2 separate regions of the Homo sapiens genome follow, and region 1 is linked to region 2. Evidence: read pairs that join two places in POLR2A ChIA-PET (ENCODE). Cell type or tissue: GM12878. All regions are shown on one strand. Region 1 overlaps CCDC83 (coiled-coil domain containing 83). Region 2 overlaps PICALM (phosphatidylinositol binding clathrin assembly protein).

Evidence for each region. ChIA-PET counts read pairs that join two places held together with the same protein. Peaks named below come from ENCODE experiments on the same cell type or tissue, not always from the same donor. Only the 100,000 strongest peaks of a DNase experiment are listed, where the experiment ranks them.
Region 1: POLR2A ChIA-PET joins it to region 2 with 6 read pairs; 2 of 35 experiments call an interaction of 5 or more read pairs at or near these places.

What each region holds. Positions count from the first base shown.
Region 1 is chr11:85,919,709-85,924,708 of GRCh38, forward strand. CCDC83 (coiled-coil domain containing 83) reads left to right here. Exons shown (of 11, transcript NM_001286159.2): 11 at 1-305. Among named protein-coding and RNA genes, the nearest start is that of CCDC83, 67 kb to the left of the region's middle. In GM12878, no CTCF peak of the experiment used is centred here; a DNase peak (open chromatin) is centred at 2,863.
Region 2 is chr11:86,019,590-86,024,589 of GRCh38, forward strand. It overlaps PICALM (phosphatidylinositol binding clathrin assembly protein), which reads right to left. Exons shown (of 20, transcript NM_007166.4): 4 at 2,778-2,880. Among named protein-coding and RNA genes, the nearest start is that of PICALM, 47 kb to the right of the region's middle. In GM12878, no CTCF peak of the experiment used is centred here; a DNase peak (open chromatin) is centred at 1,982.

The sequences.
Region 1 (5,000 bases), 100 kb before region 2:
CGCTTTGTATTTCTACACTGAAGTATTCAGAAGCATGACAGTGGGTTCAAGGTAGTCTCTGAGGTTCCTTTTCACACACAAAAAATTCACTGATTAATCTGTGATTCCAGTATGAAATAGTTCCATTAGAAATGTTTCTAAGAAAAACTTAGAAGTTTGCATAGCATTGTCTACACATCTTTCCCTCTGAGGATGCTCAATGTGATAGACAGCCAGTCTATAATGCAAGCCAATTCTCCGTAGTTTAACCCTGTGTATTAGTCTGTTCTCATGCTGCTAATAAAGACATAATTGAAACTGGGTAATTTATAAAGGAGGTTTAATTTATTTACAGTTCAACATGGCTGGGGAGGCCTCACAATCATGTCAGAAGGCAAATGAGGAGCAAAGTCACATCATACATGGTGGCAGGAAAGAGAGGGCTTGTGTAGGGGAATTCCCATTTATAAAACTATCAGATCTTGTGAGACTTATTTACTACTTCAAGAACAGTATGGGAAAAACCTGCCTCCATGATTCAATTACCTCCTACCAGGTCCCTCCCACAACACATGGGGATTATGGGAACTATAATTCAAGATGAGATTTGGGTGGGGACATAGCCAAACCATATCACCCTGTTTATAATGAATATAAAAAATGAATGTTGGAAATAAACTTGAGAGTGTTAATTTGTTGTATAAAAATATTCCACTGATAGGGAGCACTCCCTCCCTCCAGCTGTATCTAGTCTAAACTACCACATTCCTATCCAAAGCAAATACCACTTCTCTCAGGGCTACCACAAGCCAAGGACACTGTGAGTACCTGGATGTGACATCAGCATTCCATTTGGATCCTTGAGACCAGATAATACCACCATATGTCATATTTCTGTAATCTTTAGTGATATAAGGATTAATTTAATCATCAGTGGGGGATGTTATTGGCATTTAAAGTAAGGACAATTGTGCAGCACTGTCTTGAGCCCACAGGATGTTAGCACTCCTGCTCCCTCAATCTCAAATGCTGCTACATTAACACTCTTCATTGTAGAAGTTGAAAACACTCGTCATCTTTCCCAACACCCCTTACATTGTAGTACCATCACCAATTGAACATCTTTGAGTTTCTCAATTTTTGGAGACAAGGACTCACTCTGTCACCCAGGCTAGAGTGCAGTGGCACTATCATAGCTCACAGCATCCTGAAACTCCTGGGCTCAAGCAATCCTCCTGCCTCAACCTCCCGAGTAGCTGGGACTGCAGGTCTGTACTATCATGCCTCAACCTCCAACAGTGCTAGGATTACAGGCATGAGCCACCGACCGGCCTCTCCTGTACTTTAATCTCCATTGTGTTCGGTGCTTTCCTGGACCCTTCCCATTCTCTCCCAAAACTTCCAACAACAACCTCTAAAAAAACAATAAACAAGACAAATGCCACTGTTGAAGGTGTAAATGTCCAAGGGGTTCACCTTGCCTGCTGCCTATACAGAGCCAATTCCTCAAGACAGGGGAGCCGGGCATGGTGGCTCACCCCTGTAATCCCAGCATTTTGGGAGGCCGAGGCGGGTAGATCACAAGGTCAGCAGATCAAGACCATCCTGTCAAGACCATCCTGGCTAACACGGTGAAACCCCTTCTCTACTAAAATTACAAAAAAATTAGCCAGGTGTGGTGGCAGGCGCCTGTAGTCCCAGCTACTTGGGAGGCTGAGGCAGGAGAATGGAGTGAACCCGGGAGGCGGAGGTTGCAGTGAGCCGAGATCGCACCACTGCACTCCAGCCTGGGCAACACAGCAAGACTCCGCCTCAAAAAAAAAAAAAAAAAAAAAAAAAAGAGGGGAATTGCAACAGACAAAAGAGTAATTCACACAGAGCCAGCTGTGCGGGAGACCAGCGTTGTTTTATTACTCAAATCATTCTCCCTTAGCATTCGGGGAGCAGAGTTTTTAAGGACAACATGGTAGATGTGGGGAAGCCAGTGAGCCGGGACTGCTGATTGGTCAGAGATGAAATCATAGGGAGCCAAAGCTGTCCTCCTGACCAAATCAGTTCCTAGATGGGGGGGCCACAAGATCAGATGAGCCAGTTTATCAATCTAGGTAGTGCCAGCTGATTCATGATGTGCAGGGTCTGCAAAATATCTCAAGCACTGATCTTAGGAGCAGTTTAGAGACAGTCAGAATCTTGTAGCCTCCAGCTGCATGACTCCCAAACCATAATTTCTAATCTTGTGGCTAATGTTAGTCCTACAAATGCAATCTACTCCCTAGGCAAGAAGGAAGACTGCTTTGGGAAAGGGCTGTTATCATCTTTGTTTTAAACTGTATACTAAGTTTTTCCCAAAGTTAGTTGACCCTCCGCCCAAGAATGAAAAGGACAGTTTGGAGATTAGAAGCAAGATGGAGTCAATTAAATTAGATCTCTTTCGCCGTCTTGGTCATAATTTTGCAAAGGCAGTTTCAAAGGTGTCTTTTCTTTTTGAGACAGGGTCTCACTGTCATCTAGGCTGGAGTGCAGCAGCATGATCATGGCTCACTGCAGCCTTAGCCTGCCAGGCTCAAGGGATCCTCTCACCTCACCCTCCCAAATAGCTGAGATCACAGAAGCACACCACCATGCCCAGCTAATTTTTTATTTTTTGTAGAGATGGTGTGGGGCGGCGGGGGGGGGGGAGGTCTTACCATGTGACCTAGGCTGGTCTTAAACTCCTGAGCTCAAGTGGTCTTCTTGGCTCAACTTCTCAAAGTGCTAGGATTATAGATGTGAACCGCCATGCCCAGCCTGTTGAAGGTTTCTTTTACTCTCTGGTTTTGACTGGCACCTGGCTTTCCCCAGAAAGAGCTCACTTCCCCTGTGGCTCTCTCTCTAGTGGTTGGTATTGATTCTTCTCTGCCACCACCTTCTGTGGGGCTACATGCTTTCACTAATGCAATGCCTCTTCTAGACCACAATTCCACCAGTCTCATGTAAAAACATGCCTTTTGAAGCTCAGTATATATATCACCCTCTACTACTATTCTTTGCTATAAATTTCTAACCCTTCTCATCACTCTTCTCCATAATCTTTAATTTGGCACCTGGTTCACAGGCCTCTTTTCCACTCTACTCCATTCCCTAACAGATCCATCTATTGAGATACCTATTAGTCATTCATGAGTATAAAATTGTTGCATGTATGTGTGCTTCTGTTTGACCATCCCAGATCCACTCTCTACCCTTATCTCTGTGTCTCAAAGGGTGACCTTTATGGACTGCGTCAATGTCCTTTGCTTCTAACCTTCTACTGAGTTTGTTTAATAGGAGTTTCTAGCAGGAGATCAAAGAAAGTGAGAAGGGTGAGATTTCTTCCCCCAGCTCTTTCTCTAACAGGTCATGTAGATTAGCAGGGTTCCTCTATCAAAGGCCACTATTCCTGTTGGAAGGCTCACCTAACAAAGGTTGAGCATCCCTAATGTGAAAATCCAAAATCCAAAATGTTCCAAAATCTGAAACATTCTAAGCACTGACACAATGCTACAAGTGGAAAATTCCACACCTGACCTCATGTGATGGGTTGCAGTAAAAACTTTGTTTCATACACAAAAAAAAATTTTAAATAGTATATAAACTTACCTTCAGGTTATGTGTATATGGTGTATCTGAAATATAAATGAAGTTTGCGTTTGGACTTGGGTCTACCCCCAAGATATCTTATTACGTATATGCAAATATTCCAAAATCCTAAAAAATCTGAAATCTGAAACACTTCTGGTCCCAATCATCTCAGACGAGAAATACTGAATCAGTATAGCTACTCTCTAGGTCTGGTAAGTACTCCCTCCCTCTCCCCCTTTAGACCCAGGAGTGGAACAGTTCCCATCTGTTGATAGCCCCAGGGAGTGTTACCATTCCTGTTGGTTTTCCTTGATGCTGCCCACACCTTTGTATATATTGCCTTTGTTAAATTTTCTCCAGGTATCCTGTTTGAATGTGCCCTTTGTTTCCTGCTAGGAAAGGTAAAGGCTGGAGATTCAGATCTGGGAATCAACAGCCCAGGACTGAATTTAAAGCCATGAAAGCTTAAATGACATAACCTAGGGACTGAGTTTCAATAGAGAAAAGAGACATGGATGCACCTGGAATAATTCATTCTGTAGATGTGGGCCCTGAAACTAAAAGGTATCACTCTCAAGAGATTTCAGAGCAGAGGTGGACTGAATCTAAGTAAAACGGCAAACTAGCCCTGACCCAGTTCAACTCTATTTTTTTTCTTCGCTCTCCTCTCTTTCCTTTCCCTCTCCCTCCTCACTCACCACCTACACACGGCACCCACTCCTCACCAGAGCCTCTCGATTCCCCCAGCTCAATTCTTGATTCCTTTGAGGTGATTTTCTCCTCACCTAATATAACTAACAGAGGATAGATTCTTTTTTCTCTGGGGAACAAAGAATACCAACCCAGACACTATACTCCTTGTATTCACAATGTTGAGCATACAAAACTTTATACGTGTGTGTGTGTGTGCACGCGCGTGTACAGTGCAAAGAAGCAGGAAAATAAGACTAAGAATCAGGAGGAAAAGCAAACAATTAAAGCATGCCCACCAATGACCCAGATATTCAAGTCAGTAGGCTAGGACTTTAAGAATATTATTATATGGTGGCTGGCAATATGGCCGAATAGGAACAGCCCTGGTCTGCAGCTCCCAGTGAGATCAACACAGAAAGTGAGTGATTTCTGCATTTCCACCTGAGGTACCCAGCTCATCTCACTGGAACTGGTTAGACAGTGGGTGCAGCCCACGGAGGACGAGCTGAAGCAATGTAGGGCGTCGCCTCACTCGGGAAGCACAAGGGGTCAGGGAAGCCGTGAGGGACTGTGCCATGAGGAATGGTGCATTCTGGCACAGATACTATGCTTTTCTCACGGTCTTCACAACCTGCAGACCAGGAGATTCTCTCAGATGCCTACACCACCAGGGCCCTGGGTTTCAAGCACAAAACTGGATGGCCATTTGGGTAGACACCGAGCTAGCT
Region 2 (5,000 bases):
TTGGACAGGATACAGAGGTTAAAAATCAGACTTCTAAAAAAGTTCTCCACCATAATCTTCTACAAAGTGCTTAAATATATGAAACAAAATCTGTAGAATTTACTTTAGGTATATTCCAAAATAATCACCTCCTGATGGATTTGGAATGGCAGCATAGAACATTTAAATTCAGCTTTAAATTTTCTTGCATAACTAAGAGGTTACCTCTATATTTTAATTAAATTTTTCACTTCAGTCCATTAATTTAAAATTTCAATAGAACAATCTAAAGGAACACATCAATTGCTTAGACCTTTGGGATCACTGAGCAGCAGAGTGGCTCAGGAAGGCATTCACCAGACTATTTCTGTACATGCCAGATTCCCTTCAAGACAGGTCTTCATAGCTACAAGGGTCATCGCTGCTGCTAAGAATGTCTTCAGTGGCTTTCTCCTGAGGCCTCATCCTATATCCTAGGAAAAAAATCTGCATATCAGGTGTTATCACTTATAGAAGCACTGACTATATCATTCATGTGACTGGATCATGTACTAAGATGATTGTTATTTAGGGTGCAGCAAAAATTAAATGCATCTTCTGCATTTAAGATTAAAAGAAAGCTTAAATACAAAACAGCACTGAAAGAAATGAAAAAAGATCCAAATAAACAGAAACACATCTCTTGTTCATAGACTAGAAATTTAATCATTAAGAAGGTAATACTCCCCAAACTGATCTATAGATTCAATGCAATCCCCCACAAAATCCCAGCTATCTTTTCTGCAGAAATCAAAAAGCTGATCCTGAAATTCACATGGGAATGCAAGGGGCCCAGAACAGCTAAAACAATCTTGGGAAAAAAAAAAAAAAAAAAAGAATAGAATTGGAAGACTCACACGTTCTAATTTTAAAACACACTGCAAAGCAACAGTAATCAAGACAATGTGGTACTGGCATGAAGATATACATACAGATCAACAGAACAGAACTGCAAGTCCAGAAATAAACCTTTACATTTATGGTCAACTCATCTTCAACAAGGTACTAAGACTATCCAATGGGGAAAGAAGAGTAATTTCACAAAATGTTGCTGGGATAACTCAATATCCACATACAAAAGAATAAATTTGGACTCACCTCTCACACCATATACAAAAGTTAATTCCAAATAGATAAGAACCTAACTATATGGGCAAAAAATACAAGATTCTTAGAATAAAAAGTAGGAGTAAATCTTTGTGACCCTGGATTAAACAATGATTTCTTAGACATGATTACAAAAGTACAAGCAACCAAAGGAAAAAAAAGATACACTTAATTAATTAAAAATGTTTGTTCTTCAAAAAACACCAACAAGAAACTGAAAAGACAAGCCATGGGAGAAAAATATTTGCAAATTATTTATGCGATAAGAAACTGGTGCCCAGAACATATTTTTTAAAATTCTTGCAACTTAACAATAAAAAGGGCAAGTAACCCAATTTAAAAATGAGCAAAAGGCCAGGTCAGTAGCTCAAGCCTATAATCTCAACACTGTGGGAGGCCAAAATGGGAAGACTGCTTGAGCCCAGGAGTTCAAGACCAGCCTTGGCAACATAGTGAGAACTCATTTGTATGAAAATTTTTTTAAAAATTAACTGAGCATAGTGTTGCATGCCTGTGTTCCCAGCTACTCAGCAGGCTGAGGGGGAAAAATTGCTTGAGCACAGGAGGTCGACACTGCAGTGAGCTGGGATGGTGCCACTGTCTCAAAAAGTGAAAATAAAAAATAAAAACAGGGCAAAGGGTTTGAAGAGGCATTTTTTCAAAAGACGATATGCAAATGGTCAACAGCTCAAAAAAAATGCTCAATATCATTAGCCATCAGGGAAATGCAAACTAAAAATCACAAGACACCAGTTCACACCCACTAGGATGGCTACCATTTAAGAAAAAAAAAAAAAGGCAAAAAAAAACCCAGAAAATAACAAGTATGGCAAGAATAGGGAGAAACTGAAAGTGCCATACATTGCTGGTGGGAACGTAAAGTGATTCAACTGCTTTGAAAAATGATTTGGCAGTTCCTCAAAATGACAAACATAAGAGTTACCATATGACACAGCAATTCCACTTCTAGGTATACACCGAAGAGAATTAAAAAGATAATCCACATAAAATCTAATGTTCACAGCACCATTATTCCTAATAGGCAAAAGTAGAAACTATTCAAGTGGCCATCACCTTATGAACAGATAAACAAAATGCAGTATATGTCCATAAAGTAAAATATGATTTGGCTAGAAAAAGGAATAAAATACTGATATATGAAATAACATGGATGCTATAACTTGGACATATCATGCTACACAAAGGTCACATATTGTATAATTTCATTTATATGAAATGTTCAGAATAGACAAGCCCAGAGACACAGAAAGTAGATTCATGGTTGCCAGGATCTAGGGGAAGAGGGAATAGGAAATGAATGCTAATAGGTATAGAGTTTCTTTGTGGAGGTGATAAAAATGTTCTGAAATTAGTGGTGATGTTGGACAACTTTGTAAATACACTAAAAACCAATGAATTACACACTTTAAAATGATAAATTTTGTTATGTGAATGATATCTCAATAAAGGTGCTATAAAAAGAACTTAAAAACAAATCCTACCACAAAAAGTACTTGATATACCTCATCAAAGAAAAATGAGGCTCATCTTTTAAAACTGGCTAAAATTTCATAATTCATAATCTAGTAACTCCTATGTTTTACATTTTTAAAAATTCAAATCAATTAGATGTCAAAAAAAGCTTAACTCACCCTCTCTTCACTTTTGTGAAATCAAATGCAACTTGTCTGTATGAAACTGCTTTCTCATTTAAATATCTACTATACCGCCTAATAAATGTAGACATGTCATATCCTGTAAAAAAACAAAAACAAAAACAAAACAAAGAGAGAGACAAGTTTTTATAAATGACTAAAAATCCCAATATGCCTAGAAAAACAACTCATTGCATCCAATGGCTATAAAATGTCTTGATATCCCAATTCAATTTAGTATGTAAATTAAGTAACTAATTAATAACATTACCATTAAATTCTCTTAAGGCTTCATATTTAAATCAGATAAGTCCTATGTAGTTTTAAAAAAAAAACCTCTTCCCTTAGAACTTCACTATTCTCTCAATATTCCTATTCTTTATTCATCAGGAATTAGAAAAACGTTCTTTTACACAACTTGATAATCTCACAACTCAAATTTAACATCCTATGGAACCACAATCCCATTCCTCAAATCAAGCAACTTTATATAATTTTTATACTCCTAAAATCTTTAGCTGTATTTAGAACCATAACTTGTATGTGCCAACCTTATAAAAAGTATAAAAAATTACTGTGTAATATAAGAAATGGCAACATGCAAGTTCAGGGTGTAACAAAAACAATTATATGAATGTTTTCAATGAAACTTTCTAAATGAATACATAAATCATTCTAAGATTTTGTTTCATCATGACCTTGACTTGAAAACTTTAGCAACATAAAATCTAATCAATATTATTTTCTAAAAACACCAAAAACTTTGTGTTTTAGTTATTACCTGGCTCAAGGAAGTCTATAAATTTTTGCTCCTCATTGAAAAGTGAACCCATTTTATCTCATATTCATCTAACAAATTTAATTACTTGGTCTTTGCTACCTTTAAAAGACAATACCAAAACCAACCAAAATGTAAACTAACTGGATTTCAACATCACCAGTTCATTTATTTAGCAAAATATTTATTGAGTGCCTATTAAGTACCAGTGGAGAAAAATCAGTGAACAAAATAGAAAAAAAAATACTGCTCCCATATGACTTCATACCTACTACTGTACACGTCAGGTGTTACATGCTCACATTCCTCAGCTCTTCGGTTCATATGGTTCTATCTACTATACCCCATCCTAAGACGGTAAACACCTCTCATCCTTCAAGGCTCAACCTCTCGTCTACATAAAAAGAGTGAAATTATTAACACCTTACCACTAGAATTGCTTAATTTCCATCTTAAGAAAATGATAAATCAGTCGCTAATAAGACACAAAAAACCTACTTGGATATATGCATAAACTCTGCCTAGAGCACTGCTCTGCATCTTGTTTTCCATAGACTTTTAAAGTTAAAATGAACTGAATGAGGGAGGAAGTGAAAATTAAAGGATGAGTAGGCAGTTTCTTCCATGCCCCTGAAAATAGAGACACTCCATTTTTATCTATAATATATATCTGGCTTCTGTTTAAGATTTCAAAAAGAGGCCAGGTGTGGTGGCTCATGCCTGTAATCCCAGCACTTTGGGAGGCTTAGGAGGATCGCTTTAGACCAAGAGTTCAAGACCAACCTGGTCAACAGAGCAAGAGCCCATCTCTACAAAATATTTAAGAATAAAAATATTAGCCAGGCGTGGTGGTGCACATCTGTAATCCCAGCTGCTCAGGAGGCTGAAGGGAGGACCGCTTGAGCCAGGAGTTAGAGGCTGCAGTGAGCTACGATCATACCACTGCACCCAGCCTAGGTGACAGAGCAAGCCCCGGTCTCTCTTACTCCAGCCTCAGCAACAGAACCAGATCCTGTCTCAAAGAAAAAAAAAATTTTTTTTTCAAGAGAGGGGGTCTACTGTTTTAATTTTTTTTCCTTAAGTTAGAGCGCCGTAACTCTTGTTAAAATATAATGCATTTTGTAACAATGGGTCCTACATATAGATTACTGGTCTTCTAGAATGTCTGGAAGATAGGGTATTAAATTCTTTTTAAGCAATACCTGCACTTACCAAAGGGAAACAAGTATTGGACTGAACACCTCCAAACTCAAATACAGCCAGTCACATTAAAAAAAAAAAAAAATTCCCCTGATCTTTTTTTTTTTTTACACCTCCAGAAGAACCACAGTTCAGGCCCTGATTAACTCTACACTAGATAACCAGAACAACTGAAACAGTCTCAGCATCTTCAAGATTTGGTTTACTCTGATCTAACTTGACTAAGCTATGATGCTTTCCTG